Linked DNA regions of Mus musculus: all the other regions are linked to region 5. Evidence: chromatin loops called from intact Hi-C (ENCODE). Cell type or tissue: heart. All regions are shown on one strand. Region 1 holds the start of Mical2 (microtubule associated monooxygenase, calponin and LIM domain containing 2). Region 2 has its middle 5.4 kb from the start of Gm33247. Region 3 overlaps Gm33247 (a long non-coding RNA gene). Region 4 has its middle 4.9 kb from the start of Gm39071. Region 5 overlaps Mical2 (microtubule associated monooxygenase, calponin and LIM domain containing 2). Region 6 overlaps Usp47 (ubiquitin specific peptidase 47). Region 7 overlaps Mical2 (microtubule associated monooxygenase, calponin and LIM domain containing 2).

Region 1 (4,000 bases), 100 kb before region 5:
CACAAGAGAGGTACAAAGGATGCTGGGAAGTATTGTAAAACCTTACTTTTGAGCGGCCAGAACTTCTGTCCTAGCCCAGACCTATGGTACATGCACGTAATCTCCACATTTGGGAGGATGAGGCAGATAATTGTTGAGATTTGAGGTCATCGTGGAGTACACAGTGATGGAGACCAGCCTAGAGTACACCCTGAAATCTTGTCTGGAGAACTCTCTGTTCTGAGCAGTGCTATCATTGCTTAGTTGGCTCACAGTGCTCCTGAGCACGTCAGGCTTGTTTTGATCTGAAGACAGAATGTTGTGCTGTGTCAGACCATGAGGCTGACTAGAGAATAACGTGGACTATGCCTCCCCCACAGCCACCTATATTCAGTCACCTGGGCACCTGCTCCAGAGTGACAGCTGGTTAAATGAATGAATGCTTCTCCTCCATCTCTATCTCCACACTGCCTGGGCTCAGCCAAGTAGCTATGAGCCTTGCCCACTGAAGCCAAGCTGTGGACAGAGGTCATGCAATTTCCTAATTAAGTAATAACTTAAAAAGGCAGGGCCAGGTCATTCAGGTCGCCTTTCCCTGACAGCAGCCAGATGTGAGCTCTATAGTGTGCTCAGATCAATTGGCAGTTCTTCTAGAGATCTTACAAGTCCAGGGTTCTCGGAGGCCCAGGAATGGCTATAGAGGCCTCACTTCACGGTTGTGTATGTTGACTTGGAATCAGTTCCCCGTTTAAATACAGACACGTTAATATGCACACGGTCTTGGTAAATGACTCTGTATTACAGATCTCAGTTCCCCCATCTGTGAAAGGGGATGAGGATATTGAAAAGATCAATCTCTAGGTCTGGGTTTAAATGAGATGATGCATGGAAGGTGTTCATTGATTGGTGGTGACATGGTTAGAGTCCCACCAGAGTCAAGTACTGTCCCTCTTAGAGTCAGTGATGAGTTTTGCAGACTGAGTGGGGTTGAGTACCAGGTATAAAAACGCATCCACAGAAGTGGAGTGAATCCTAAGGACGCTGAGAGGCAAACTCTGAGAAACCCCAAGGCCTGGATGATGGAAACGCAAAGAGTATAGAAAAAGACGGGCCCCAGGTTTGGGGGTGGAGGAATTGCTGCCTGCACTTGCCTGGCCAAGGGGCATGCTCTCCAGAGGGTGGTACCCGGGGAATTCCAGCAGCCTGGAGTCATGGTACTGTTTGCCTTCGCCGCCCAAGCCTGCCTGCTTTCCTCCCGCTGGGTCAGCTCAGTTTCAAGAACATTTATGGACTCTGCATTGGGCCAAGCTGAATGATGGGCTGCGGGCCCCAGGGGTGAGTCAGTCCACTTGAATCCTATTTTCACTGCTGTCGCAGTGTCCGTATGAATTTCTCAGGACTTCGAGCCCGAACCATTCATTCAGAATTTTCGCTGAAACTGTGAGAGGCATGGTCATTCATGAAAGCGATCAGAAACAGGGGTTAGCCATTCGACAGCCAAGAAAGAGAAAGTGCGAGCGACCCAGTCAGTGCGATTGGTCTGTGTCACTACCCCATTTCCCACAGCTTTAGCCCAAGCAAGGCCAGTTCAAGAGAAGACCCAAGCAAGGAAGATTGCATGCAGAAAAGCAAGAAATGAGGGCCCAAGAAGGCCAGGCAGTCCTAGAAGTCCTTTGCTGTTCCCTCCAGTCCAGAAGGGACAGTGAGGCTGTCTTTCCAGCTGCCTAGGCAAAGCTTCGGGAGGCCCAGCTTTCCCCTCTCCCTGGACACCAGAACACCAAGGCCGGGTGTTCGTCTCATAGCAGCCCAGGGCTGGGTCTTCGACCTGTGGCCAGGGTGGGAGCGGCTAGGGCAGGGCTTCAGCCCACGTGCGTCCGAAGCTGCAATGGTGACAGCAACCCCCAGCCTGGTACTAACTGGGAGGGCGCTGGGGTGGGTTCCGCGCTGCATGACCATTGGTCGCGCGTCTCAAGCATGGGGTGGAGCCTCGCCTTCGGAGGCCCTGTCATTGGCCGAACCTCGATGGAGGCGTGTCCCAATCGGATCCTCCGCGGCTCACAGAACCGCAGGCACCCGGCCGGCTCAGCCTGCGCCGGGCCGCCTCGCTAGCTCCGGGCTCGGCAGGCGGCCCGCTGGGTCCCGGATTTCTGCGCCCTCAGACAGAGGACAAGAAAGGCAGGTGTTGACCTGAGGCCTGGAGGCCCGCGAGACCTTGGGTAAGACGGAGTGGGAGAAGGCTCCGGGGTGTGCGGGAGCGGGTGGGGACTGTGCCAGTCCCGGCTGGACTCCGCGCCCTACTGGACGCCCCGGAGGGTCAGGTGCGGCAGTTCCGTCCGGGATCTCAGACCCACCTGCGGGGTGCGCCGTGGGCTCTTCACCAATCAAAACTGTCATTCTAACCTCAGAAAACCCAACACACGCGCATAGTAGGCGCCCTTCAGCAGCAGGGTCGCCTGTCATCGTTCAGGGGAACGTCCCCAAACTTTGCTCTGTGCGATCTAGGCTCCCGTACCTTTCCCATCCTCTAACAGAGCGCCTTGCTTATTTTTATTTTATTATTATATTTTTCTGCTTCCTTTCTTCTCCTCCCTCCTTGATAACAGGAAGTTGGGCCAAATGTCAGTGGCCTGGCCAGCGGCGGGCTGGAACTCGGGCTGGTTGCTTGGCCGGTGGCGACGCTCCGAGGGTCCTGCGCTGCTGTTCCCTCTAGCTTGGGACCCCTGACAGCCTGTGCTTGTCCCTGCCCAGGAGCATCCTACCCTCGTGTCCTGCTCTGTCAGTGGCTAGCTGGCCCTGGGCTGGGGTCTCCCTTGCAGCCTCTGCCTGCTGCAGCTGTTCGGAGAGGGCGGGGTTAATTTATCCCAGGCCAGCCTCAGTCTTAGCCTCACCCTCACCGGCGGAGCTGGGAAGGGCCTGTACTGGACCGGGAAGAGGCGTGTTGAAACCAGAGTACTCTCCTGTCTCCTTCCACATTGTTTATTCTGGGCCTGGGTTTCTAAAGCGGAAAGAGCTCTCGTTTGCAAGGCCTTTCGCTGTCCACTATGTCTTAGGTGGTTTAGTGGGAGGATAAAGTCAGTAGCCCTTATGGATAGACCCGGAGAGAAGAAAGCTGGAGGTCAATTGGCCTTCCGCATTTGCCTCCTGAGTTCTCAGGTACCTGTGTCCTCTGCGTGCCAGCAATCTCCGCGAGGGGTGGGGGTGGGGGCAGTGGACCTAAAGCGTGGGACACCAGGATAGCCCCTGTTCATGTCCCAGGGGTTTCAAAGGTGATCAGTGCTGCCTTCTTCAGGCACAAGGAAGAGGGCACAGGTTGGATCCCAGTAGTTTCTCCCCCAAAAGCTTGTGTTGTGTCCTCTCTGTTTTAGGGATCCGGAAAGCAGTCCTGACTCTGTGCCTGCTTCCCACCAGTTGTCCTGTGGCAGTGGGAAGGAGCTCTGGGCGCATGTGTCTGGAGCCCCTGGCCTTTGAGAGATTCTGGGGACCGCAAAGCACAAGGTGCTTGGCCGGACCGCAGGAAGCCGGGATGCGCTGCGAGCTGCTCCTCACTGTGTAGTCCCCTGCAGAGGGGCTCTGGCTGAGTTCTTTGTGATGAGAGGGACTGACTGTGATGCTGCCTTGGAGGAAAGTCTCCTCCCATTGGCTTTACCTCTGTGGGCCTGGCTTTTCCAGTGATCTTGAACTGAATTCATTGAAATAATTTTGACCCTTAGGAACTTCAGGGTTGTTCTTTCTGCAGTGGGGTGGGGCAGGCTTTGGCTTCTTTTGTTTGCTGGGTGATGGTAACCTACAGTTTCAACAGCCCCATTCCTAGGAGCTGCAGAGAACAGCCCCGATCCTCCCATCCTGTGATGGGAAGGTAGTGGTTTCTCTCCACCACGTCCTCATCTCTATCTGGGTTTGCCTTCCAGGCATGGGCCTGACTCTGCTCACTCTCCACTGCTGAATGGTAGAGGTTCTGCCTTCCTGGATGAGGTCTTGGTTGGGCCAACCCAGCCTGGATTGAACATGGCTAACCCAAGTC
Region 2 (4,000 bases), 120 kb before region 5:
AAGGAATCACCCTTTCTCTGACAGGCCTGGGGCTTCCAATTACTACAGGCCCCCCTCTCCTTTCCTTCCATGTCATTCTCCTAGTCTATGTCCTCTGTCCCCTTTCTTCCTCGTTCTGTCTTTCTGTCCCTCTTTCTTCTCCTTCACCCTCTCTCCCTCCTTTCCTGTCTTCCATAACAAGCAACATCAGGCTAGGTCCCATGGCCACAGGTCTGTAGACCCTGGGTCACAATCCTATCAGAGACAAGCTGTGCTTGTTGGCTTGAGTTACTTCAGTACCCTGAGCCTATGTTGTCATGTGCAAGGTGGGAACCCTCTGCCCCGCTTCTCTGCGGAGGGTTCAGAGGGTTCGTGTCTCTGCAGCACAGCACTCAGGGCTCAGCAAGAGAGATGCTCTACAGTGTTCATGAACTCTGTGGGATAGAGCAGGTGTGCTCTATGTGCTGGGTACAAAAGGAACAGCCATGGGCCCAGCAGATGATTCTAAACAAACTCCAGGTGCGATCTCTGTCATAATATATGATAATTATTTTTTCATAAGCATAAGAGGAGACATAAATAGTTTCCCTGCAAAGCTCTCAGGGGCAGATTTTAAGGGCTCATATTGAAATTAAAGACACACAGTGGCTTTGAGAAACCAATCTCACATCCTGTGTGAAATTTTCTTTATATAGTTTGTAAGGGTTGTGAGACTGCCAAGACACTTCTGTTTCTTCCCAGGAAGTAACCTTTAAAATGGGAGGTGACTATTTTATGTCTGTATGGCAAGGCAGGCTTGGAGCTACACAGGCCTAGGAAGCCCCTGAAAGCCCACACATGGGGTGACCATAGTGTTCCAGCAAGCATGTATCCACTTAGTGAGACTGTAGCTACATGGAAGGATAGCCTTCCAAGGCAGGTTAGTTCTGATTGATACAGGGGCTGCCCACAGCACCTGGATGGCAGGGACACTGAGAGGCACGGGGCAGGAAGACACTGTGGTGAATAGCAGAATCTGCCACAGGAAGCTTTAGGACCTGGAGCAGGGAGCGTTCAGGTCTAGGTCATCTCTGAGTTAGCTGACTTTGACAGTGAGTATGAGCAGCCTGCCTCCCTTCCTGCAAGAAGTTCTCAGACTCTCTTTACTTTGCCACTGGGATTCTGGTGGAAGGGTGCTCAGGTTCATTATCACATCCTAAAGAGCTGGGGAGCTGAATCAGGTTCCCAGATGGCAAGACTCAGTGTGCCATCCACAGAGACCCTCTCTCAAATACGTGAACGTAAATAGCCATTACAAGCTGATGGTAAAATTCACATGGAAGGTAAGAAGGGCAAATGAAGAACTTATGTGACTTTAAAGAACAAGGACAGACTTACACTGACAGCCATCAAGAGTTGCTACCAAGGCCCCAGTGTTGAAAGGTTTAGTGCAGGCATAGGCAGTAGACAACGAGATAGAACAAAGAGCCCAGAGGTTAGCCTGTAGCTGTCTGGATAATAGTGGGAGGCAAAGCAAGGTGTAGTTCCATGCACAGCACATGAATATATGAAGTTTAAAAGCTGAAAGAACACTACGGCCATTATTTTGAATGAATGCTTTTGCAGGACAGATACTAACACTGTGCCAGTATGACACTGCACTCAGAGTATGAACTGATGGGTCATGTTTATGCCTATGGATTTAATTTAATTTTATTTTGGGTTTTGAGATAGGGTTTCAGCGTGGCCCAGGTTGGCCTTGAACTCCTGGTTCTCTTGCTTCAGCCTCCTGTATGCTGGGGTTGCAGGCATGTGCCCTATGCCAGGCAAGCTTCTGTCTTCAAAAAGGAAAAAGGAAAGTATGTGAAGTGAATGTCACAGTCATGAAGCTGTAGGACAGGCAGCACATGAGCTGTGGCTACTTTATTGCCTTATGTTAGGAATATTGGGAAAATCATCCCTGTATCCTTGGCCTCTGGTATTCCTGAAAAGCTGGTTATGGGCTGGAGGGCAAAGGGCAGAGTCGTTTTCTGCACTCCTTATGTATGACAGTCAATTCCCTCATAATCATTAGTTCATTTATCACTATGGATAAGTCAAGCATGGAGGAAACAAATATAATTAAGGTGTGTTCTACCCCAGCGTAAGAAACAGGAACATGGCCACACTGGGATAGGTGCTAAGACTGAGGTATATCTGAAAGCCTTAAGGAGAACACAGTGGGAGGAAGCTTTTGTTCTGCCCAGTGTGTGGGAATGAGGCAAGCATGGAGTTGGGTCTTGAAGGGTGAATAGGAGTTTGCAACGAGATAAGAGAGTGGTGTGAATAAAGGACTGGACTATGAGTGGGGCTGGTATGTTGTGGGGCTGGAGGGCAGCTTGCAGCTTGACGCGTGCTTCAGAGGGAATATCTGGCAGTAGAAAACGCTGGAAGGCAGGAAGATTGGTGATTTACGTGAGAGGCAATTAGAACATTGTCTGCAGCTGAGAGAGCAGTGTGGGGCTCCACATATGTGGCTTCCATATCACAGATTCAACCAATTTGCCATGGAATTCATGACATATGATATATTATATATTGTACAGAATACTTGTGTTTTGGCTGGCTATTGTTCTGAGGGAGCTGAAGTGATGGCTCGGTGGTCAAGGGGTCTTGCTTCTTTTGCAGAGGACCAGAATTCTGTTGCCAGCACCCACTTCAGGTGCGCATGTCCAAATAAACATGCACTTAATTAAAAATAAAATAAATGTTTAAAATTTCTTCTGAATAATAAAGTCCCCCTTCCCCATCATCATTTCCCAAAGAATAAAGTAGATGAGTGAGTTCCAGGTTCAGTGAGAGCCCCTGTTTCAAAAGGTAAGGTGGAGAGCCACAAGGAAGACACCATTGATGACAACTGGTCTTGCACGTGTACAGGCATGTGCACACACACACACACACACACACGCACACACACACATGGCTCAGGAGGTAGAGGAAAGAGAATCAGGACTTTAAGCTCCATCTTCAGCTACATAGTGAGTTTGAGACCAGCCTTAGTTACATGAGACTCCATCTCAAAAAGCCACAATAAATATAATAAATATAGCAAGAGGCTGTGCGTAGGTTACAGCCAAACATATCCCCATCGTTTTACAGCATCCTCCACAGATTGGGTACCCGAGGGACTCCTGGCCATAGAACTGAGGGATGTTTGTATTTTTCTGCAAAGCTGCACATTCACAGACAGGGACAAGGGCTCGGCTAGGCTTGCTTCATCGCTGTTGGGTTTGCTTTAATCAAGCTGTGTTTATCTCCTCGATGTACCCACAGGCCTCCCTGTCTGCTGGAAGAGCTCAATAAATACATGTTGGTGGCCAGGCAAGGAGGGAGGAAGGAGGCAGACAGAGAACAAAGCCAGAGAGAGGAGGGATTTCTCAAGAATAGCATTAACGCTAGCTACTAGCTTACTCAGTGCCTTGCCATCTAGGAAGGTAAAGTCCCCCAGAGGCTGTCTACGCAGCCTGCTGACAAGTGTGTGTGCAGGCATACTTCTAATGAAAGGAGCTCACAGGTGTAGGCCTGTTGCAGTGAGTGAGTCCTGTCATAAGGTGGTAGTGTTGCATGGTGCCACATGCCTGTCAACTCAGCACTCAGAAGGAATGCTTTGTAGTCCAGGCTGGCCTGGCCTACACAGCAAGATCCTGTCCAAAAAAAAAAAAAAAAAAAAAAAGTGGTGTTGTTTATAACGAAGTGCTTCCTTTTCTCCTGGGGCAAAAAGACCTCACATAAAATAAAAACAAGTTCCCTCTTTGATGAATAAGACAAAACAATAAGCTGGCAGCTGGCGGCGCCCCAGCTGATAGGCTCTGTTCAGGTGGCAGAAAGCACCTGCCCTGCCCTGTGGGCACTGTGGGAGGGGCAAGACCTGCAGAAGCCTGGGGCTTTACAAGTCTTTGCTCTGCTTCCCTGAGTCAACTCCAGTCACCAACCACAATTCACTTCAGTTAATAAACTGGGCCCAAAGCAAACAGGCCCCCAGGAGTGCGCAGAGGTGAACACG
Region 3 (4,000 bases), 110 kb before region 5:
TGTATATTTTATATTTTATCATGCTCACAAAAATAGTGGTCTTACACACACCATACTTTGTGAGATTTATGTCTTTTGTCTCAGCTTATATCCACACCATTAGACAGGGTACCATACCCACTTTATGTGACTAGATCATGCAACTGGATTTAAGGTTTCAACTCAAACTGACTTAACTGCAAACCCCACACTTTGAACTACCTTTTCACACCATCTCTACATTTCACAGGTGCCTGTATTGACAGTGTGAATTGATTCATATCTACTGAGGACAGTTTTCAACTTGGTCACCGTAATGAAATACCTGACATTTATTTTGGTTCACTGTTTTGGAAGTTTTAATCTGTGGTTTGTCGATCCTGTTGATTCTGGTCACATAGTTGGGGTAGCATTTTGAGGCTGTCCTATGTGGTGGAGGAAGCTGTTTATCTCATAGTAGTCAGGAGAGAGAGAGAGAGAGAGAGAGGGAGAGGGGAGAGGGGAGAGGGGAGAGGGGAGAGGGAGAGGGTGCTCGCTTCAATCTCATCAAGGGCATACCTCTAATGGCCTAAGATGTTCCACCTACTCTTAAAGGCTCTGCCAACTCCCAACAGCACCTTCAACATGAAGGCCACTGAAGAGCAAACTATAAATCCAAATCATAGCAACAAAAAATATTATGGTCCGAATATCTGTGTGATAAACACATCTATTTTTTTTTCTCTTTGAGATAAGGTCTTCTGTAGCCCAGGCTAGCCTTAAACTTAACTGTGTAGCTGAGGATGACTTGAAGTTCCAAGTTCTAGGATTAAGACATACACCAGTAGGCCTGGTTTATGGTGCTGAGAATTGAGCCCAGGGTTTCATGCATGTTAAGCAAGCACTCTACCAACTGACCTGTGCCCACAGCCCAGCACCTGTACCCACAGCCCAGCACCTGTACCCACAGCCCAGCACCTGTACCCACAGCCCAGAATTCACATGTGTTTTTGTCATTGTTGTTTGCTGGTTTGCTTTTCAAGATAGGGTCTCACTATGTAGCTTTAGGTGGCAAGGAACTCACAGTGTAAAACAGAGAGATCTGCCTGCCTCTGCCTCCTAAGTACTAGCATTAAAGACATGTTTTACACACACACACACACAGTTGCTACATATTAAAAAATGTCCTTTAAAAAATTTGTTTCCTTTTATTGGGGACAGCAGTGATTCTAGAAGCTACTAGAAAGTTGAGATTCAACATAAGAAGGAAAAGGAGGCTGGCTGGCTCCTCTTAGATAAGAAGAGCACAAACCAGGTGATAAGGAAGCTCAGGAGGTGACCTACCGCACAGTCTGAGAGGGAGTGACAGTAGTCAGAGAGTAGGCAGGAGGAGGAAGGGCTGTGGAGGGGAAGGTAACACCAAGCAGGCATCTTAGATCTGGCAGAGGTGGGAGCATGGAGCACCTGGCTGGATCCTAGAGGCCTGCACCAGCCAACTCTTGCCTGATTCCCATGCTGTTTGGCTTCCAGACTCCATTCCTCTCTCACTGACCAGAGAGAATCCCTTTGGCATGTACTTGCTTTGCTCCAGGGGACAGCCACAGTCTTGTTCTAGGACAGCCCCTTCCCACCAAGTCCTTTTTCTTTGTTCTGGGATCCCCTGACTGTTGGCCACACACCTGCAGCAGCCATTACTTCTTTGTGACTTGTATCTCCTCCCTGTTGGAGGAGAAGGATGCTGAATGTTGATGGACCTGCAGAGAATGATTGACAGCTCATTCTACCCAAAGTAAGGAACTGCCTATGCAGGAGGTCAGCCATTTGAGGCTTTACCCAGCCTGCTGACCCAATGTACTCCTGCTGGAGGGCCAGCCGACCTATCATTCCCCCTTCTCTATGGAGGTGGGGGCAGGGAGGTAGGTTCCATTTGGAAGCCTATCCTACTGTTATTCTTTGAATATGTTATGTTATGTCTCCCATCTCCGGTAGGCACTTGCATTTGTCCTGTGGTCTCTAGCTGGTGGTGCTGTTTTGAAAGGCTGTGGAACATTGAGAAGTTGGAGTCTTGCTGGAGGTAGTGGGCCCCTGGGGGCCCGACTTCCTGCCTACTCTCTGTTTCCTGATTGTGGCTGTAATGTGACCACCATCTTTGCACCCATAGCTCTGCCATGGGATGACTTCCATCCCATGATGCATTGTACCCCTTCTTAAGCTATGACCCCAAATAAAGCCTTCCTTCTTCAAGTTGCTTTTATAGGCTTTTGTCATAGCAATAACAAGAACAACAATAACAACAAGCAACTAAATTTCCTGCTCCCTTTATCTGTCACTCTCCCTTGCCCCACGGTGAGGAAATCCTGGGCCCTGAGCATGCGCAGCAAGCATTTTGCTGTCGTGCTGTCCTAGGCAGAGGCGTGGACTTTTCTAGATGAAAACCCAGCTCTGCAAGGAATTGCTTGGAATGAACGCCTCCTGCAGGCCACACTGATCTGATACAGAGTGGGCAGTCCCTCCTGAGCCCCCAGGGTGTGGGCTGTCCTAGGGAGTCCCTTGGTATCTAAGCTGCCTCGGAAGAAAGATTAAGAGGAAAGCAGGCAGGCAGGAACTTACTGCAGGTTAAAGATATTTATCCATTACAGAATTCACTAAAGGCTTATCTGGAGTGCTGGTGTGTGGGTGGAACAGGAATGGAGAACGGATCAGAGAGGAAGGTGTCAGGGTGACATGACTTTTTGAGATGTCAGAAGCACACAGCTATTCTGAGAGACCACACTGGCCAGAGTTGTGGGTAGAGTCCAGGCCACTAGAGAATCAGCGTATGGGGGCTACAAACACGTCACTCAGTGGTTTACTTACTTCCGGTTCTGGGGATTGAACCAAGGGCATTCATTATACACACCAGACAAACACTGTCTTTGAACCACATCTGTAGCTCTCATATGTACACACACACACACACACACACACACACACACACACACACACATTCATTTATATTATTTTATTCGCCTTCCGGAAAACCAGTGTTTTAGGGCAGTGAGTGGTCCACACAACATAGAAGCCACGGTAAGAAGGTGTTTCCTCAGGTTAGTCCTCCACCAAACATGTAGTCATCTACTGCATGCGGGTTACTGTTTAAGCAATGGCCACTGGGGTGACCATGGTGAATGCTCCGCTGTGACTCCCCTCAGGAGATTTAATTTTGGGATCTCAGATGAGCTGTGTGATAGACAGCTTTCTGTGACTGTGAGAAGCATAGCAGACACAAGGAGAAGGAAGGATGGTTTCTTTGGGCTCATGGTTTTGGTCCAGAGCCGCTTGGCCTTGCTGCTTTGGGTCTGTGGCTGCACACCACATCATGGCAGGAGCACACAGCACAGGGGCCTGCTCACTTCATGGTAGCTGGGAAGGTGAAGAAAATCAGAAATGATGTGGCAAAATGTGATTGGTGTCTGGAATCCTAGCACAGGGAAAGATGAGGCAGGAAGATTGCTACAAGTTTAGGCCCAAGCTGGGATACATCGTTCTAGTCACTATAGGTACTGTGTGAGACCCTGTCTCAAAAAAGAAAACAAAAAACCCTCCCCCCCCAACACACACACACACACATGTGCATACGCTCACATACTAACCTCCAAAACAGAAATGACTCAATTGACAAAGTGCTTACCTTGCAAGGCATGGGCACCTGAGTAAGATCCTTAGCATCCCTGTAAAGAAAGTTGTGCACTGAGGGAGGCTCAGGGCTGTCAGACAAATGTGAAGACTTGCATTCAGATCTCCGTAACCTGCATACAGCCAGACACAGAGCACACCTTTGTGACCCAGCATTCCTGCAGTGAGACAGCTGGCCTGGCATACCCAGCAGTGAGTGAACAAGGAGCTGTCAGGCAGAGACTCCTCTTCTCCAAGATACCAGTCTCTTACTTCTCAAGTGTGGATGGTACTACCTCAGAATATGCTGAGAACTTATGGCGCTTGCTCAGGTATGATGCTGGAAAAATGGTGTATATGTATATATATATATATATATATATATATA
Region 4 (4,000 bases), 150 kb before region 5:
ATAAAAATTAATTTGGATACTATATTTTGTTTCATCCAACAGATCTGATGTCTTGGCATTTTAACATGTTAAGAAAATAGAATTCAGAGCTAGGCATTGTGGTACACAGCTGTAATTCCAGTGCTTGAGAGACTGAGACAACAGGATTGTGAACTAGAGTATCCTGGACTAAAACAGAGAGACCATCTGACAAACAAAGATAAACAAAAGAGTAATGTTATCTTTAGCTCCACTTCCCACCCTGGTTCTAAGGCTTTGGGATTCTGTATGTATTTTACTAGATTGGAAACACACAGATGCACACACACACACACCAGCAGCAGTTAGCACAAGAAAGGACATAGGATTCTTTGGTAGTTGGTAGAAGAGACCAACATGACCTGGCAAAGTCACATGGAGGCATTCACACTGGGCCATGGTGGCTGTGTGAGATTTAGAAAATGAAGTGACGAGTGTTTGGCCTGAGGAAGATGGATTATCCATCCCTGTTCTACTGGATCATGTCTGTCTCCCCTCCAATCTCCCCCCATCAGTACACACACACACACACACACACACACACACACACACTCTCATGTATGCACACACAGGTGTGGAGGTCAGAGCGCAGCTTCAGATGTCTCTCCTCAGGCATTGCTCGCCTTGATTTTTGAGACAGATTGCTCACTGACCTAGAACTCACTGAGTAGCCTAGTCTGGCTGGCCAGTGAGCCTGAGATCTGCCTGTCTCCGCAGCAGTGCTGTGATTCCAAGCACACACCACCACACATGGCTCTTAAAAATGATTGTTATTTTAAACAAACAAACAAACAAACAAACAAACAAACCAGGGGTTCTGGAGCCCCAGTCGGACCCTCCCGCTATCAAGCCAGCATTAATGACTGAGATGCTCTCTGGAGTTTTAAAGGATTGACAAAGATCAATAGCAGAAACTTCTCTGGATGCTGTAGAAAAATGTTTCAGGCTGACCCAGTGACCCCATCCCATAAGCCTCTGTGACCCAGTCCCACAGTAAACCTTCCACTGGGGCCCTTCGCTCACCAGTCTCTTCTGAGAACCTCAGAGCCACAGGTGAAGGTGCCCACCTAGCGAGTGGATGTGTTCCCTCATCCACACAGCCTGGTCACAGACAGTCCCCAAACCACAATCCACATCACATGTTCTACTGGGTGTTTGTTTGTTTGTTTGTTTGTTTTGCTTGCTTGCTTGCTTTCTTTCTTTCTTTCTTTCTTTCTTTTTTTTTTTTTTTTTTTTTTTTTTTTTTTTTTGTCTTGACTACCCTGAAACTCACTCTGTAGACCAGGCTGGCCTTGAACTCAGAGATCCACCTACCTCTGCCTCCCAAGGGCTGGGATTAAAAACATGCGCCACCACCACCCAGATTTCCAGTTCTTTTTTATGATTACATTTATGTACTTAGTTTGAGTTGGGGGTACAGGTCACAGCTTGTATGTGGGAGTTGGTTCTCTCCTTATCTCGTGGGTGCTGGGTTTGAAGCTACATGTCAGGCTTAGCAGGAAATGCTTCTACCCATGAGCCATCTCTCTCTAGCCATCTTCAGGTTTTTAGGGCTCAGAATAATTAAGTCAGAGTTGATAGAGCCGACAATTCTACACTTCTCCAGTGGGGAAACTGAGTCCCACTGAGGGAAAGAATGTTGCCAGGTCATGAAGCAAGATTCTCATCTGAGGCAAATGAGAAGGCTCAAAGGGTAAAATAGCACGCCTCACAAGCAGGACAATCCCCGAAACACACAGTAGAAGGAGAGAAACAACTCCCTAAAGTTGCCCTCTAACTTGTACATACATTCCATGGCAAGTACACACACACACACACACACACACACACTATATCCACAGCATACACATAATCACCACTACCACCACCATTATCATCATCACCACCATCATCTCTTCTCTTGGGTCTCCCCCTTCCTGTATCCACTGTAGCCTTAGGCATCTACTAGATGGTCTGGATAAAAGCAGCCATACTCTTATTTATTCATTAATAAATAACAATGGCAAATTCTTTATTAATAATTTATCTCTGGGGTAGGTCGAACAGGTGGGGGCTGACTGACACCTCTCCATGTGGTCTCCACAAGGTCTCCACTGTTTGGGCACTCTTAGTGCCTCACCCCTCCATGCTCTCACCCAGGGTTTGTTCTCAAGGAGGACACTTCAGCACACGCCACAGTGGTCACACTGCTAATTCTTAGGACCATATGAGAAGCACACCCTCTGCCTGCTCCAGCAATCCCAGCAGACCCACAAACATATCTTGTTTCTCCATGTAAACATAGCCTGGAAGTTTATGTAACAGGAGTGATCAGGATCCCTAAAGCCTGGGTTCTGGAATGTTCCCATTCTAGGCCCACACAGTGACAGTGCTGCGTGTCTCCCTTCCTCCTGCAGTTTGGGCTTGTAGCCACTTGCATTCTGCAAGATGTCCAGGAGGTGGCGCCAAACTGATGTCCACAACAGTTGCCTATGAACCTCTTAATCAGAAGGTAGCCCCTGTGTGGAGAAGGAGGGGATCTGCAGGGGTGCTGCCATGCCAACAGATGTAGTTGGCCTTGGTCAAGAGTCCGATCTCTGCTATAACAGGGGTCCTGTTATACACAATGAAGGCCAAGACGTCTCTGCTCATTACTACTGTCCAGTGCTCAGTGGAGACCAGGCTCTGAGTGCCCCCTGTAAGTGTGTGTGTGTGTGTGTGTGTGTGTGTGTGTGTGTGTGTGGTGCCATGCAATGGCCGACAAAGCTCTTTGTACCCTACTATACCTCTGAAGGTGTTCTAGGCCTGGAGCAGGTGGGAAAGCTGGCCCTCATTAAAAACTGAAGCACCTGGCAAGCCAGGGGGGTCAGGGGGAGACAGCTCCTTGAACAGCTGCCTCTGGCAACAAGGAGCCTCACTATTTTGCAGTGGTGATTGCCATAGCAGCTTCACACAAACATACTTGGGAGGTAGGCCCACTATGGTGGCAGGTGCTAGATGCATATAGCTGTTAAATTAATTAATAAAAAAATTCTTTGAGATCCTATGAGATAGGGTATACCATGTTCCAGGCTGTTCGTGAACTTGACAGGTATCAGAGAATGGCTTTAAATTTCTCATCTCCTGCCTCCACCTCCCGAGTGCTGGGATGACAGATTTGTGTGAGCACAGCTGGTGTGGGCAGTGCTGGGCATGGAAGCCAGGGCACATGTCAGGCAGGCTCTCTAACAACTTAAAATTCAGTTCCTGCACACGCCTGTAATCACAGCACTCAGGATACCAAGGCAGGAGGATTGCTGTGAGTTTGGATGCAGCCTGGGATACACAGCAAAACCCTGAAGCGAAAAATCCAGTTTCTTAGTTCCATTAGCCACACTTCAGACACATAGTAGTGGCTAGTAGCTGCTACCAGGCCAGCACAGAGATGAGTATAGACAATCTCTGAAAGTCCTGTTAGACAACATGAACCCAGAACCCATGTCTCCCACCGACAGGGTTTCGTTTGCATGTCGGAGTACACTTGGCCGTCTAACACTACCTTCCAAGGATGTGGTTCCTGCAAGGTTCTTGGAGGTAGGGTCAGGCAGGGCGCAGGCCAAATGCTTGAGTCTACTACTCAGTCTTATGGCTGAAGCTTTGGACAAGCCACTTTGTCTCACTCCAGCTGTGATCTCATCTATGCGGTACAGACAGGATTGCCAGCTGCCACAGTTATTACTAACTAACAACAGGTGAGTCCCCAGCTCTGTTCTGCAGCCCATGTACTCTCAGGCTGGGCTGTCACCATGGAAACCTATGTCTGGCTCACTGGTAGCACGAGGCTTGATTCCAGAAGGAGATGGTCATCTAGGTGACTGGTAAGATATGTGACATGATCAGTCCAAAACTGTTGCTAGGTCCCATCTGGGCTTGTACATGGCCCTGTGGGACAGGACCACAGGAGAGACACCATGCTTACAAAGTTTACATGAGAGGGCCTGCATGGGTTTTGGAACAACAGAGA
Region 5 (4,000 bases):
CCTAGGCTGACAAGTATAAAAGAGAGTTGCATGTATTGCTCTTTGTGGGAAAAGCCAAGTCCTCATTGAAAGTGGGAACAAAAATACAAAGCGAACTCTAAGATTATGCACGGAGCATTCTTGTTGATGGGACATTCTGTACTTGCACAGCTCCCGTCTCTGGGCCTAAGTGGCATTCACAGTGGTGGAGCTTGGAGCCCAAACAGCCTGAGTCTCTAAAACCCAACATTGTTGAAAATAAGGTCATCTGTTTCTCTTGGTGTTTGCCCAGGCATTGAGACTGAGATTATTTCCATTCACAAAATACTGATTTATGGGATGCTGAAGGAAATGTTGAAGGGAGGCAGGGCCCTCTGACCCGTTGTTTTATGGTGCTCTGGTCAAAATTTTTAACAAATTTCCATGACTAGACTATGGTTGTTTTTTTTTTAGATGGAGTTGGTGAACATGGTAGTTATGTCCATGCCGTGTGTGTGTGTGTGTGTGTGTGTCTGTATGTATGTATGTATGTATGTATGTATGCATGTTTATCTGTGTCTGTGTATGTGGTGAGCGTGTCTGTGTCTGTGTGTGGGTGTTTACTACACTTGAGTGATGCATTGTAGACTCTATGCTTAGACTGCTATTTCAGAATAGTCAGGCCTGAAATGACCCTTCTGGGGCCAGGCCACACTAAGGCCTGGATGGGTGTTATGCCTGAGTTTACAGTGAACCTATAGCATCTCTTCCTACACTTACAGTGTTTGAAAGGCTGGGATGTGGCCATGCCATGGAGGAAGTTAGAGTGACTCCATACTCCCCCCTCATCCCTGTGGGAGAGATAGCCATTGGGAGGAGGTCCAAGCCACTGGAAGCTGGCAGTTAAGATGTTCATCCTTAGGAAATATACCTACGCTGGGATCAAAGATGCATGGGAAGAAGCCACTGTGTCCAACCTCCACCCCATCCGAGGGCACACTGAAAGCCCAGTCTCACAGCTCTCCTCATCTGTCTAGGCGAGCTTCACAGGCCTCGGGTAGATTGTTCAGATTACAGGAGCAGGGAGTGAGCTACGAGGTGTTATCGGACTAGCTGGGTAATGTCTATAAAAGGGAATGTGTCTGTGGATAGTTACAGTTAATGGGAAGTCAGTAAATCTGCACTGGCCTTGGCACGCTGGACATTTGCTCTCTAGACCTCAGGTTGGATCTAATGTCTATTTGAAATGTATTAAATCTTATAATGGTACCTGGATTGCAGGCTTAATTTGACACCAAAGCCCTGGACAGCTCACTCCTAAGAATGCTCTTTGCAGGTGAACCTGTGCTACCTCTTCATGGGTGGCCCAGGGAGAACAGAAAGTCTGGTACTTTCCACAAGGCAGTTCACACAAAAGGTATCTCCAGGTCAGGCCTGGCTCCGCCCTTAGGCACATGATTAAATCCCCTCTGAGCCCAAAGCCACTGGGATCGAGATGGTGCCTACCTTGCCTATGTCGAAGGGATGCTGAGATAGAGGAGAAACACTTTTCCCTGTGCCTGACATAACTCCATACCAGCACTTGTGTGTGGGACCATCTTTGCCCATGTCTACCGTTGGGCTGACAGCTGTTTCCAGACAAGCACGCATCCTGCTGTGCTTCTAGTTCAAACAATGTCCAGGGCTCTGAGCTCACCATGTTTGCTTGGTCATTGCAGGTAGACACCCAGACTGAAGAGAATGACATGAACAAGAGGCGGCGACAAGGCTTCAACCACCTGGAAGAGGTCTGTGTGCATGGGCTCAGCTAATACAAAGCCTCCATGTCCTGAGGACCGGTGGCTTGGGTGTACTTAGCTATGTCACTAGGCCTCGTCCCATTTGGTTTGGTTTTGGTTGTTTTTGTTTTGTTTTGTTTCTCTCATGAGCCACTGGGATCCAGGCTCAGTTTGATAGAAAAGCAGTCAGTGTTCTGATCCCGACTTGGCTTCTTCCTAGCTGTGTAACCTTGTAGGAGGAAAACCTCCTAGAGATGAGGGGTCTGTCTGTCAGATGTGCTGATACATCCAAACTGCTTGAAACTTTGCAGGGCTTGTAGATTTATAAGATGACCTATATAATATAGCTAATTAATATTGAATTTTTAATTACACTAAGTAGGAAAGAGACACCAGCAGGCCCTCTGCATTTTTTACTGCCTTTTGGACTTGGAGTCTTAAGACAAATGTTGGGTGCTCTCAAGCGCCACCATCTGGTGAAAGAAGAGAATTATAGGAGACTGGGTGTCAAAGTCTAGAACTTGCCTCTGAAAATGTTAGCACAAAGTGGGAGTGTGCATTTAATAATTTGAAGAGACAGAAGATGTGCACTTCATTTATCTGTGTGTGTACATTTTGGAGGCCAATCATGCACCTTGTGTGCATGCAAGGGCAGAGATTGGTGCCACGTGTCTTTCCTGTTTGCTATCCACCTTATTTTTTCTGAGGCAGAGTCTTACAACAAAGTGACGTCTTCTCCGTTAGGTTTAACTAGCCAGCCATGAGTCCCAAGGATCAGCCTGCCTCCAGTTCCCAGTGCCATGGCTGTAGGCATGTACCACTGCACCCAGCTTTCTATGTGGGTGTTGGGGGGACCTGAGTCTTCACGTTTATGTGCCAATCCCTTTACCAACGAAGCCATCTCCCCAGCCCTGTGCTACATTCGTCAAAGCCATCCTAATTCTGCAATAGGAAGTGTGCATATGTCAAGGAGGCATGGGTGCCAGCTTTGGTTAGCCTGCTAGCTAACGTCAGAGCTGACTCAGAGGGACATGGGATAATTTGTAAGCTATGCTGATACTGGATTCACGGGACTCAGAAGAGGCATGCCCCTTCTGTGTGCTTGAAGAGGCTTTATTGCTGTATTTTGCAAAACGTTAATCTTCATGGCTCAGACTCGTCCCACCTCTCAGCAAGTAAGCTGTCAGTCAAGCCAGGAGCCCACCCTGATAAAGCTCAGCTGCCACTCTTTACCTCATTTTCTGAGAGAAAGAAATCCGGAGTCCTCGTCACATCTTACAACTTGAGCATGTTCACCCTCCCCATCTGAAGTGTTCTCAGAGATTTGGGGGGTGATCCCATCAAACTGTGGCTTCAGGGAGTGGAGGAATGACTGAGAGGTTAAGAGAGCTCACTGCTCTTCCAGAGACTCAAGTGTAGTTCCCAGCACCCACATCAGGTAGCTCTCAACTGCCTAAAACTGCAGCTCCAGGGTATCCAATGCCCTCTCCGGGTCTCCACAGCCACCCATGTGCATGTCCTACACACACACACACACACACACACACACACACACACATGATTACACACACCCACACGTACACACACAAATGATTATTTTAAATAAAAATGAAAAAGAAATGCAGCCCTGGACTCAATGAATCAAATCTGGTTTGGGAAAAGGTTATTGGTACATCAGTGAGTGGGAGCCCACTGCACTGGCTGACTTTGATTTTGTGCGAACAGTGTTCATTCAGTAAACTCTCCCCTCGCCCTTGAGCCTACAGTCATGTGCAAGACACACTTCCTACCCTAAAGTGAGGAGTGACTCTCCATTTTGTGTCTATCCAACACTTGACTGTGATGTGCATACAATTGTCGCTCCCCAAGGTTGTTTCTCTTTGGGATCTTATTTCAAGAGCAGTCAACTTTAGCTTGCATCTTCCCATTTGTCGCCTCTGAATGAATGCATCTTTACCACCTCAAGGACGCTGCTCCTGTGGGGAAGATTCATGGTCTCCTTGAGATGGCCGACCATCCTCACTTGGCACAGAACACCCCTCTGTGTTTGGAGGTGTGTGGGAAAAGATCCCCACGGACCAGGAAAAGACATTAGGAAATACTAGACAATTTCAAATGTTATTAATTAGCAGATGACTGAGAAGGATCTCAGTTTTATAAACCATTGTAACAAGGTCTTCTTCACTCCTCAGAGTCTTGTTACCATCATGAGTTCTCATAGGATGGGTGCAAAGCACCCCTCACCCCTGTGCCATGAATCCGCA
Region 6 (4,000 bases), 240 kb before region 5:
TTTTTCTGGAATGCTTTAGTATTAGTGTGTCAGTGAATGGTGGTATGACTTTTTTTCAAATAAAGATTTGGTGCTTATAAATAAAAGGTACTGTCTACTTTAAAGGACCTGCTAATCTTTGTTAATTTCTCCTAGCTCAACAAATGCATATATGCTGATATACAGACTGAAGGATCCAACAAGAAATGCAAGTATGTTAGTCTTGAAAACACAGATAACTGCTTTTAGGTGATAGAAAAGTTAACACCTAAGAATTTTGTTATGCCTGGGAAAGTGAATTAAAAACACTGTTATGAAGTAATACTAAGTGATAAAAACATTTTACAAAAATCTATAGATCTGGACATAGTGATAAGTGCTTGTAATTCTAGTTACTTAGAGAAGAAGGCTGAATGAGGCGGAGGCGGGGGTGGGGTTACAATCCTGAGGCCTACTGACAGTTTAACAGGATCTTGTCTCAAAAATAGTAATTTTAAAGAAGCCAAGGCTATAGCTCAGTGATAGAGTTCTTAGTTAACATTCATAAGTCCCAGAGTTCTGATAACCAGTACTGCACATAGGCAGGCATGCAGTCACACACAAGCACACCCACACACAGACAAACGTTGTTGGAAAACTTTTAACAGATTAGGTATTACTTTAAGCTAATACCCTGTGCAGCATCACAGTTCACAAGCTGTGTGTACTAGAGCAAATCACTTGACTTTTCTGAGTCTTTGCAGATTTGTAGACTGGAAATGATGACACCCTGTAGGGTTGTAATACATGAATGGAAGCACATGTTAGGGTCTTGCAGCATAGCCAGTATGCTTGTTTCAGTTTCAAGCTTTCGGGTCTTTTAGTATCTACAAAGTTTGAGAGGACTCCAGATGGCCTGAAGTACTGCAGAAATTGTTTAAAGATCCAATACATTTTTGTGAATCTAGTAAAAAAAAAAAATTGTTATATTTTATTAAGAAACCCAGGGTGGGCAGCAAGATGGCTCAACTGGTATAAGATGCTGTTGCCAAGCCCCATGGCCTGATTTCAATGCCCAGAACCTTCAGAGCTGCCCACTGACCTCCCAAAATAATCCTTAGTGTTAAGTGTGTTTGTCCTTTTCTTTATATTTTTGAATGTTACTACTTTAAATTTTTAGTTGGGGGGGGGGTCCTTGCTAATTCTTACTGATTCACAGTATTGCAAACATGTTAGGATGTGTGTATGTTTGTATCTAGACACATACACAGATGATGAGTTATCCTATATTCTTTTTATAATTCAAATAATCACTGACTTTGATCCTAGCATATTTATTTTTAGTAGCAGATGTGCTCATATATCTGTTTCAACCATTATATATTTTTTTCTCATTTTCATGAACAAAAGTTGGATTGTGGCCTCACCAGTGTATGTTTCAGGACCTGTAGTAGTTTGGCTTAGAGGCACAACTAGGGTTGTAATCCACGCATCCTGTGGATCTTGCCCTTGAAGCGCAGTGCTTCAGCCCCTCTTGGCTAACTAATCCACTCTGGTTCTGTGGCAAACACCAGGGGGCGCTGTGTTACCAGACTGGGAATGCTTTGTAGCTACTTGATTGCAGGAAGGTGTATACAGCAGTGAGGGTTAAGGGAAGTGTGGTGGGAGGGCGGGTGTTGTTTAGACTGGAGTTGATTTCTGGAAACATTGCATTTTTACTCTTTACCAGTCCTATTGATGAATAATACTGATAGTCATTGTTTTCCTTAAAAATCAAACAGTCATTGGCTTTATTCAAGTGTCCTGATTTCATATTGTTTTGAATATGCTTTTAAGTCACATGAAACTGTGCCCAGTTCTGTGCCTCTGCCTTCTTTTGTTAGAAGGCAGCTGAAGAGCTGCATTGAGGAGGAAGGGAAGGTAGTGATGCTGTAGTGATGCTGTAGTGAGTGTAGTGACAGTTTCAGGAGTAAACATTTACTCAATTGTATTACACCAAAGGCAATAACCTTTGGGCCAGGGGCTTTTAATAAATGTAAGGAGCTGAGGGCTGAAGTAAAGTTGCCCAGGGCCACAGAGTTCCTTGGTGAATTTGAAATAAAAAATGACTTGTAAGTTTCCAAGGCTTTTAAAAATTTTGGTATCTTTGTTGGGTTCTAGGATTTGAGCCATTTACTAGATCTGAATATGGTCTCACTATCAGTACCTCTTCACTATTGCCTGAAAGAATGTCTCTGCTCCACATTGAAAGGAAGCACTGTAGAACAAAAAGTGTACAGGAAACTGCTCTGAGTGACACTGTTTTATGTTCCTAGAGTTTCTAGAAGTGGACGAGTACCCAGAACACATTAAGAATCTGGTGCAGAAGGAGAGAGAGCTGGAAGAGCAGGAAAAGAGGCAACGAGAGATTGAACGCAACACGTGCAAGGTTTGATTCCATGTTTGTGAGTGACAACTGCTGCTCAGGTTTGCTCTTCTGACCACTGTCGTTCTGGGGATAACTCAGTCAGTTCTGTGGTCATTAATCAGGTAGTGTGGCTTCATCACAAGGAGAAGTGTGATTTGATACTGAAACCTAGTGATGTGTAGCATGGTGGGCGGTCAATGTTTCTGCAGCAGTGTGAGGCAGGCATTCCCATATCCTGAGTACAGGAGGACTGGGAAACATAGAAATAGAGGCATACTTCAGTTACTGTCCTTTTACCCTCACTGTTCTCTTGTAAACCTTACACAGGACTAGGGACATGCTCAGAAGTTAAAGGCACTGGCTGCTCCTCTAGAGGACCTGGCTTCAATTCCCAGAACCCACATGACAGTTCACAACCACCTTTAACTCCAGTTTCAAGGAATCTGACATCCTTTCTGGACTTCAGGGGCACCAGGCACACACGTGGTGCAGATAGACATGCACGCAAGCAAAGCACCTATACACATTAATTTTTTTTAAGTATATTCAAAACTTAATATTCTTGGAGATAATTTCTCTTAGAGAGATAACCTTGTGAAATTCTTGCAGATATTATAAAAATTTTGAGAAGCATATTAATCAGTCTTTTCCAAATTAGAAAAAAAAACATAAATAAAAAAATTGCTTACATATAATTATATGGTTATTGAAAGTAATGTTTTGAGTTTTTTAAGACATAAGACTTAATCACTGTCAATCAGTTACAAATACAGACAGTAAGAAAAAATAGTCTCAACTATGTTTTTTGGTTTTTAATTACATTGTTTTGACAATGAAGAAAAGTGCTATCTGCCAAAGGATTCAGCTGAGACACTTGATCTAGTGAGTTGATGGTGGTATTTTCTGTTTTGTAGATAAAATTATTTTGTTTGCATCCTGTGAAACAAGTAATGATGGAAAACAAGCTGGAGGTTCATAAGGATAAGACGCTAAAGGAAGCCGTTGAAATGGCTTATAAGGTTAGTGGATGGTTGGACTTAATTTTGGTACCACCAAAGCTTTATAGTTGGAATAGATGATTTAAGTACCTTGAAGTTAACTGTTCATCTTCCTCCGTCCTCCAACTGTTCTTTGAACTATACTCAGTTGATTTTGAAAACTAGTCTGCCTTCTGAATCCTGAAATTAGAATTAGAAACACATTTATTTGTTTCTTTCTGTTTATTTAGCAGGTATCTATTGAGTACCTTCTGTATGAGCCATTAGAGATAACAGAGGGAAGACGGTCTTGGCCTCATGGAATTTATAATCCATTAGGAAAAATTTTTATGGTGGTTTGCAATTATTTTATTGTTTAGGTATCATAATATAAATCAGTAGTAATTTAAGATAATTTATCCTACAACTATAAACATGATAAGGACACAACTGTGTCATTGTATAGTTTGTTATTTTAGGACTGATGAAAAGTGTTAATTAAATATATTTAAGCCAGGCATGGCTGCTCATACCCTGTAATAGTGTTTGAGAGGTGGAAGCAAGAAGATCAAGTGTTCAAGGTCCTCTTCTTTTGCATAGTGGATTCAGGGTCAGCCTGGGTTACATGTGGTTCTTTCTCAAAACAAGCAAACAAACA
Region 7 (4,000 bases), 56 kb before region 5:
TCAGTAATGTGAATGAACACCCCATTGAGTGTCTCCCTTACATCAACCCAGGCCCTTGTTTAGACAGCTCCCTGCTTGGTCTTGCGCAGAATGGGTTCCTTTTGCTGGAGAGAAGGCCGTCCAAGTCCGTCTTCTGGTTGTCTGATTGAGGTAGATGGTGTGCTCCTGGCAGATTCCAGAAACAGGTTTAGAGTGGTTGTCTTTTGCCACCTGTGCAGTGGAAAGTCTTATCCCATAGTAATCAGTAAAGAGGAGCGTGGAGCCTGGAGGAAGATGGACCATGGGATTGTTGTTGTTGTTGTTTTTAAACCACTGCACTGACATATCATAGCTAGGTAGAATTCATGTTAATCAATTCGCAGCACCAAGAATGGTAGGTAGGTTTACCACAGGGCCATAAATCCTTTCTGGCCTTTTCCCTTTCTTACTCATTGTTTCCAGAGCCATCTGACTTGTAGCATGATTGCCTAGCTCCTGTTGACATTCTCCGGAGTATATTTATATAGCTTTGTGCAATCTGCAGTTCTCCAGCCAAGAAAGGGAGTGGGGGTTGGGGAGAGAGGTTGCCAGCAAGGCTGCATGCCAGGCTAGAAGGTACTTTGGACCATCTCCAAATATGGTCCACGTGGAATGGTGAACATGAGGGATGGAGTTCTGCCCTTTAGCCCTTTAAAGGCTATAAGGCTCACCTATCGATGGCTTCCTTTGCAGGTGTGATACTTATCCAGCCCTTTATGCTGACTCCCGCTGACCCCTCCACACCACTGCTCCACACAGCTCCCGAACCATGGGAGAGAATGAAGATGAGAAGCAGGCGCAGGCCAGCCAGGTCTTCGAGAACTTTGTGCAAGCTACCACATGCAAAGGGACCCTCCAGGCCTTCAACATCCTCACCTGCCTCCTGGACCTAGATCCGCTGGACCATAGGAACTTCTACTCCCAGCTCAAGTCCAAGGTGAACACCTGGAAGGCCAAAGCCCTGTGGCACAAACTGGATAAGCGCGGCTCCCACAAGGAGTACAAGCGAGGAAAAGCCTGCTCGAACACTAAGGTAAAGGGGACCCTGTGGATGCTCCTTACCCTCATGGGACAGGGAGCTATTGTTCTTGTCCTGTGTGACTGTCCTATTGTGGTTCTCAGGGGAGGTTCCCTCTGTCTGGAAGGACTGCCTTGAAGCCAATCCTGTTGCTATGGCCACAGCTACACCTTTGTACCATCCCCAAGGGAGGGAACCAAAGCAATATGGAGGGAGTGAAGCAAATGTCACCCTGCTACATTTCCCATTTCTACAACCCTGCTTGCCACCTGTGGGCCCCTGGCTGTTTATTGAGCAACTTCTGTGTACAAGGCACCTTTTGTCTGTGAGCCCACTGAACACCTACAGTCGGTCTTTGGACAGCTTTAAGATGTCTGGATGGAGAGAGCAATTGTTTTACCTGGGTTCATACTTCTAGAAGGCATGCTGGCTGGCTCTGTATGACTCCACCGCTCTGGCACCTCGTTATGTAAGCAGTGTCATTTAAGTGGTTCTCTACCCAGAGCAGACATTTTGGAAAGACTCCTGTCCGTTTTTGTTGTGTGGGGAGTGGGAAGGGTTGGGTGCACTTGCCTGTGTGTGCAGATGAAGAGGCCAGGGGTCAAGTTCAGGCATCTTCTGCTGCTGCTCTCCACATTGTTCTTTTAAGGCGGAATCTTCCCCTGCATCTAGAGCTAGCCATCACAGCTAGACTGGGTAGCCAGTAATCTCCTGGGATCCACCTGTCTCATTGAGGATCACCTCAATGCTGGGCTTGCAGGTGTCTGTCTCCATGCCTAGATTGTATCTGGATCCTGGGAGTTGGAGCTCAGATCCTCTCTCCATACAGCAAAATGGTTTGTATTCACCAAACCATCTCCCCAGCTGACTCCCTGGTAGGGAGAGTTAGGTCTGTGAGATAGTTCTCTGGTCATTTCTTAATATCTCTTTGCCTCTCCCCAGGATCCACATCCCTGCTCAGGAGTACACCTGTAGCTAATTCTCCATATACTGGTTGTGTCCCCTGTGGTCTATGGTTGATAATATCTGTGAACGTAGGGCCCAGAACATCACACCTCTGACACTGCTGACATGCCAGCACCTGACAGGCTGCTAAAGCTGATATTCATTGCTGGCCCTGGAGAACTATTGCTGGTCCAGGTCCAGGCTGTGTGTTTAGGTTAACGTTGAATGCACCGCATTTAGACCTCTGGGGAAGTAGTTCAGCAGAGCCCATGGAATTCTATTCTGTGCCAATCCCAGGACAAGAGGATTGAACTCTCCATGGCAATGGAGCCTGTTATGTTTTTGTTTTGGTGATGGGGAGTGGCTGAGGCCACCGTGGGATACGGCTGCTTTCCATTGCCCCGGGGAAGCAGCTGCCAAGCTCCTGAGCCCAGTGCACCAGTGTGCAGAAGACAGAAAGGGTCCTAACTGTACTAAAACCATGTGTACTTCAGCTCTGAGAAGAGGTGCTGCCCCCTTCCCCTGACCCCATGCTGGTTCAATAACTTGCCCTGCTCTAGCCTCAAGCAGAGGGTACCAGGGTAGCAAACAAAAGGGGAGAAGACAGATGCCCTGGGTACCACTCCCACCAATGCCTCCCTTCAGAGTTTTAATTTCCTGGTTCATGGCTTCCTAGGAGTTGAGCCAAGGGAGCGTCAGAGTTACCTTTTTCAGTCATTGTATATGATGGCTTTCTTTTTTAAAGGGACCCTGTGTATGGCCCCTTTACCCCCAAGAAAACCATAAGGAGGGTACCATAGAAGTTGTGTGGTCACTGTTTGACACACTCTCTCCCGGAGGATTTTTTTAGAACCGTTATCCCAGGCTGCTTTGAAGTTGTGGCAATCCCCTTGCTTCAGTGCTAGGATTACCTTTGTCTAGCAGGACTGTTTTTAGGAAGTGGCACTGCCTGGGTGGCTGATCCAAAGGTGAGCCTGCTGAGGGAGCCAGCCAGCCTGGCATCTTTTTCTTTTGTTTTGAGACAGGGTCTCATGTAGCCCAGCCTGGCCAAACCCACTATGTCTGGCTTGGAACAGCTGATCTTCCGAATCCGTATCCTGATTGCTAAGCTTACTGGCACGTACCACCATGGCTGGCTCTGAGGATGTGCTGTGAAAAATCATCAGCCAGAGAGTGGCCTGGCTTGTTGGACCAGTCCTGTTTTATAAGTAAGCTCTAGTGGCCTGAAGTAGCAGAGTCCTCACACCTTGTGGCTGTCAGATCACTGTGGGTACTGGAGATACAATGGAAACAGGATGTCTTTAGTCAGCGGTGCTACTTAGGAACAGCTTTGAGCTCGATGAGTCGTTATGTCTGGGATGTGAGGAGAAACGGAGGCTTTCGGATTTGCGAGAGCCCGTCTTACAAAAACTGCCTGTGCTGAGGAGTGGAGGGGTCTGAGAATGCTCTGGCCATCTAGACTAAGACTCTGTGAGCTCAGAGACCCAGCCCCAACCAGTCAAGCCAGTAGGGAAAGCATTCGGTCACAGAGACAGAATGGTCCACCATGTATCTTTTCCATCCTCTCCCCTTCTGTCCACGTTGGATATTTTGCTCCATTCCCCTAAACTGTGGGCAGGTTTCTCTCCTCTTGAGATGTCTGAGTCCCATCTCCTCAGGTCTGTGATCCAAAGGGTACAGCTTTCTCCTGAGGTTCAATAGTGAGTTTTTGACTGGCCCACCTCTAGTTTTATAATGATCCAATCCAGGAAAGCTGGTTACTATAATTGATGGCCCTTCCAAGTTTCACATGGTTGACATGAAGGTGGAGCGGTTTCCCAGGGCTGTGGGAGTGCAGACAAACACACTTTACTGCTTACTTTATTTCTGCTTAGGCCCTCCCAGACCAGACTCATGCATGGGTGCTGGGTGCTCAGCTCTAAGAGGCCATGCTGCTGTTCTTCTCATGAGTCAAGCCAAACCGCAAGAGATGGGTCCCACCTGCCCTCCTACATGACAGACACTGACTTGTTCACACAG

Evidence for each region. Hi-C counts contacts between places; a loop is a spot of excess contacts. Peaks named below come from ENCODE experiments on the same cell type or tissue, not always from the same donor. Only the 100,000 strongest peaks of a DNase experiment are listed, where the experiment ranks them.
Region 1: it touches region 5 in a loop (2.4-fold over the local background); 12 of 42 quality-filtered maps call a loop at or near these places.
Region 2: it touches region 5 in a loop (5-fold over the local background); 13 of 42 quality-filtered maps call a loop at or near these places.
Region 3: a loop joins it to region 5, with 4 times the contacts of the local background. A loop is called at or near these places in 12 of 42 quality-filtered maps.
Region 4: a loop joins it to region 5, with 8 times the contacts of the local background. A loop is called at or near these places in 15 of 42 quality-filtered maps.
Region 6: a loop joins it to region 5, with 2.5 times the contacts of the local background. A loop is called at or near these places in 2 of 42 quality-filtered maps.
Region 7: it touches region 5 in a loop (2.3-fold over the local background); 3 of 42 quality-filtered maps call a loop at or near these places.

Annotation. Positions count from the first base shown.
Region 1 is chr7:112,223,827-112,227,826 of GRCm38, forward strand. Mical2 (microtubule associated monooxygenase, calponin and LIM domain containing 2) reads left to right here and starts at 2,010. Exons shown (of 26, transcript NM_001193305.1): 1 at 2,010-2,195. In heart, no CTCF peak of the experiment used is centred here; DNase peaks (open chromatin) are centred at 1,975 and 2,875; H3K4me3 peaks cover 2,934 bases; H3K27ac peaks cover 4,000 bases.
Region 2 is chr7:112,209,504-112,213,503 of GRCm38, forward strand. No RefSeq gene overlaps it. Among named protein-coding and RNA genes, the nearest start is that of Gm33247, 5.4 kb to the right of the region's middle. In heart, a CTCF peak has its summit at 3,535; DNase peaks (open chromatin) are centred at 3,828 and 3,968; H3K27ac peaks cover 2,371 bases.
Region 3 is chr7:112,217,527-112,221,526 of GRCm38, forward strand. Gm33247 (a long non-coding RNA gene) reads left to right here. Exons shown (of 3, transcript XR_378423.2): 3 at 230-308. Among named protein-coding and RNA genes, the nearest start is that of Gm33247, 2.6 kb to the left of the region's middle. In heart, a CTCF peak has its summit at 2,446 (motif pointing left); no DNase peak of the experiment used is centred here; H3K27ac peaks cover 3,724 bases.
Region 4 is chr7:112,180,963-112,184,962 of GRCm38, forward strand. No RefSeq gene overlaps it. Among named protein-coding and RNA genes, the nearest start is that of Gm39071, 4.9 kb to the right of the region's middle. In heart, a CTCF peak has its summit at 2,449 (motif pointing right); a DNase peak (open chromatin) is centred at 2,449; H3K27ac peaks cover 1,725 bases.
Region 5 is chr7:112,326,976-112,330,975 of GRCm38, forward strand. It overlaps Mical2 (microtubule associated monooxygenase, calponin and LIM domain containing 2), which reads left to right. Exons shown (of 26, transcript NM_001193305.1): 16 at 1,677-1,745. Among named protein-coding and RNA genes, the nearest start is that of Micalcl, 46 kb to the right of the region's middle. In heart, a CTCF peak has its summit at 2,211 (motif pointing left); DNase peaks (open chromatin) are centred at 66 and 96; H3K27ac peaks cover 1,933 bases.
Region 6 is chr7:112,083,722-112,087,721 of GRCm38, forward strand. Usp47 (ubiquitin specific peptidase 47) reads left to right here. Exons shown (of 29, transcript NM_001357952.1): 15 at 136-191; 16 at 2,274-2,386; 17 at 3,280-3,384. Among named protein-coding and RNA genes, the nearest start is that of Usp47, 62 kb to the left of the region's middle. In heart, a CTCF peak has its summit at 1,524 (motif pointing right); a DNase peak (open chromatin) is centred at 1,540.
Region 7 is chr7:112,270,519-112,274,518 of GRCm38, forward strand. Mical2 (microtubule associated monooxygenase, calponin and LIM domain containing 2) reads left to right here. Exons shown (of 26, transcript NM_001193305.1): 3 at 712-1,051. The coding sequence starts at 788. Among named protein-coding and RNA genes, the nearest start is that of Mical2, 47 kb to the left of the region's middle. In heart, no CTCF peak of the experiment used is centred here; DNase peaks (open chromatin) are centred at 583, 2,323 and 3,203; H3K27ac peaks cover 4,000 bases.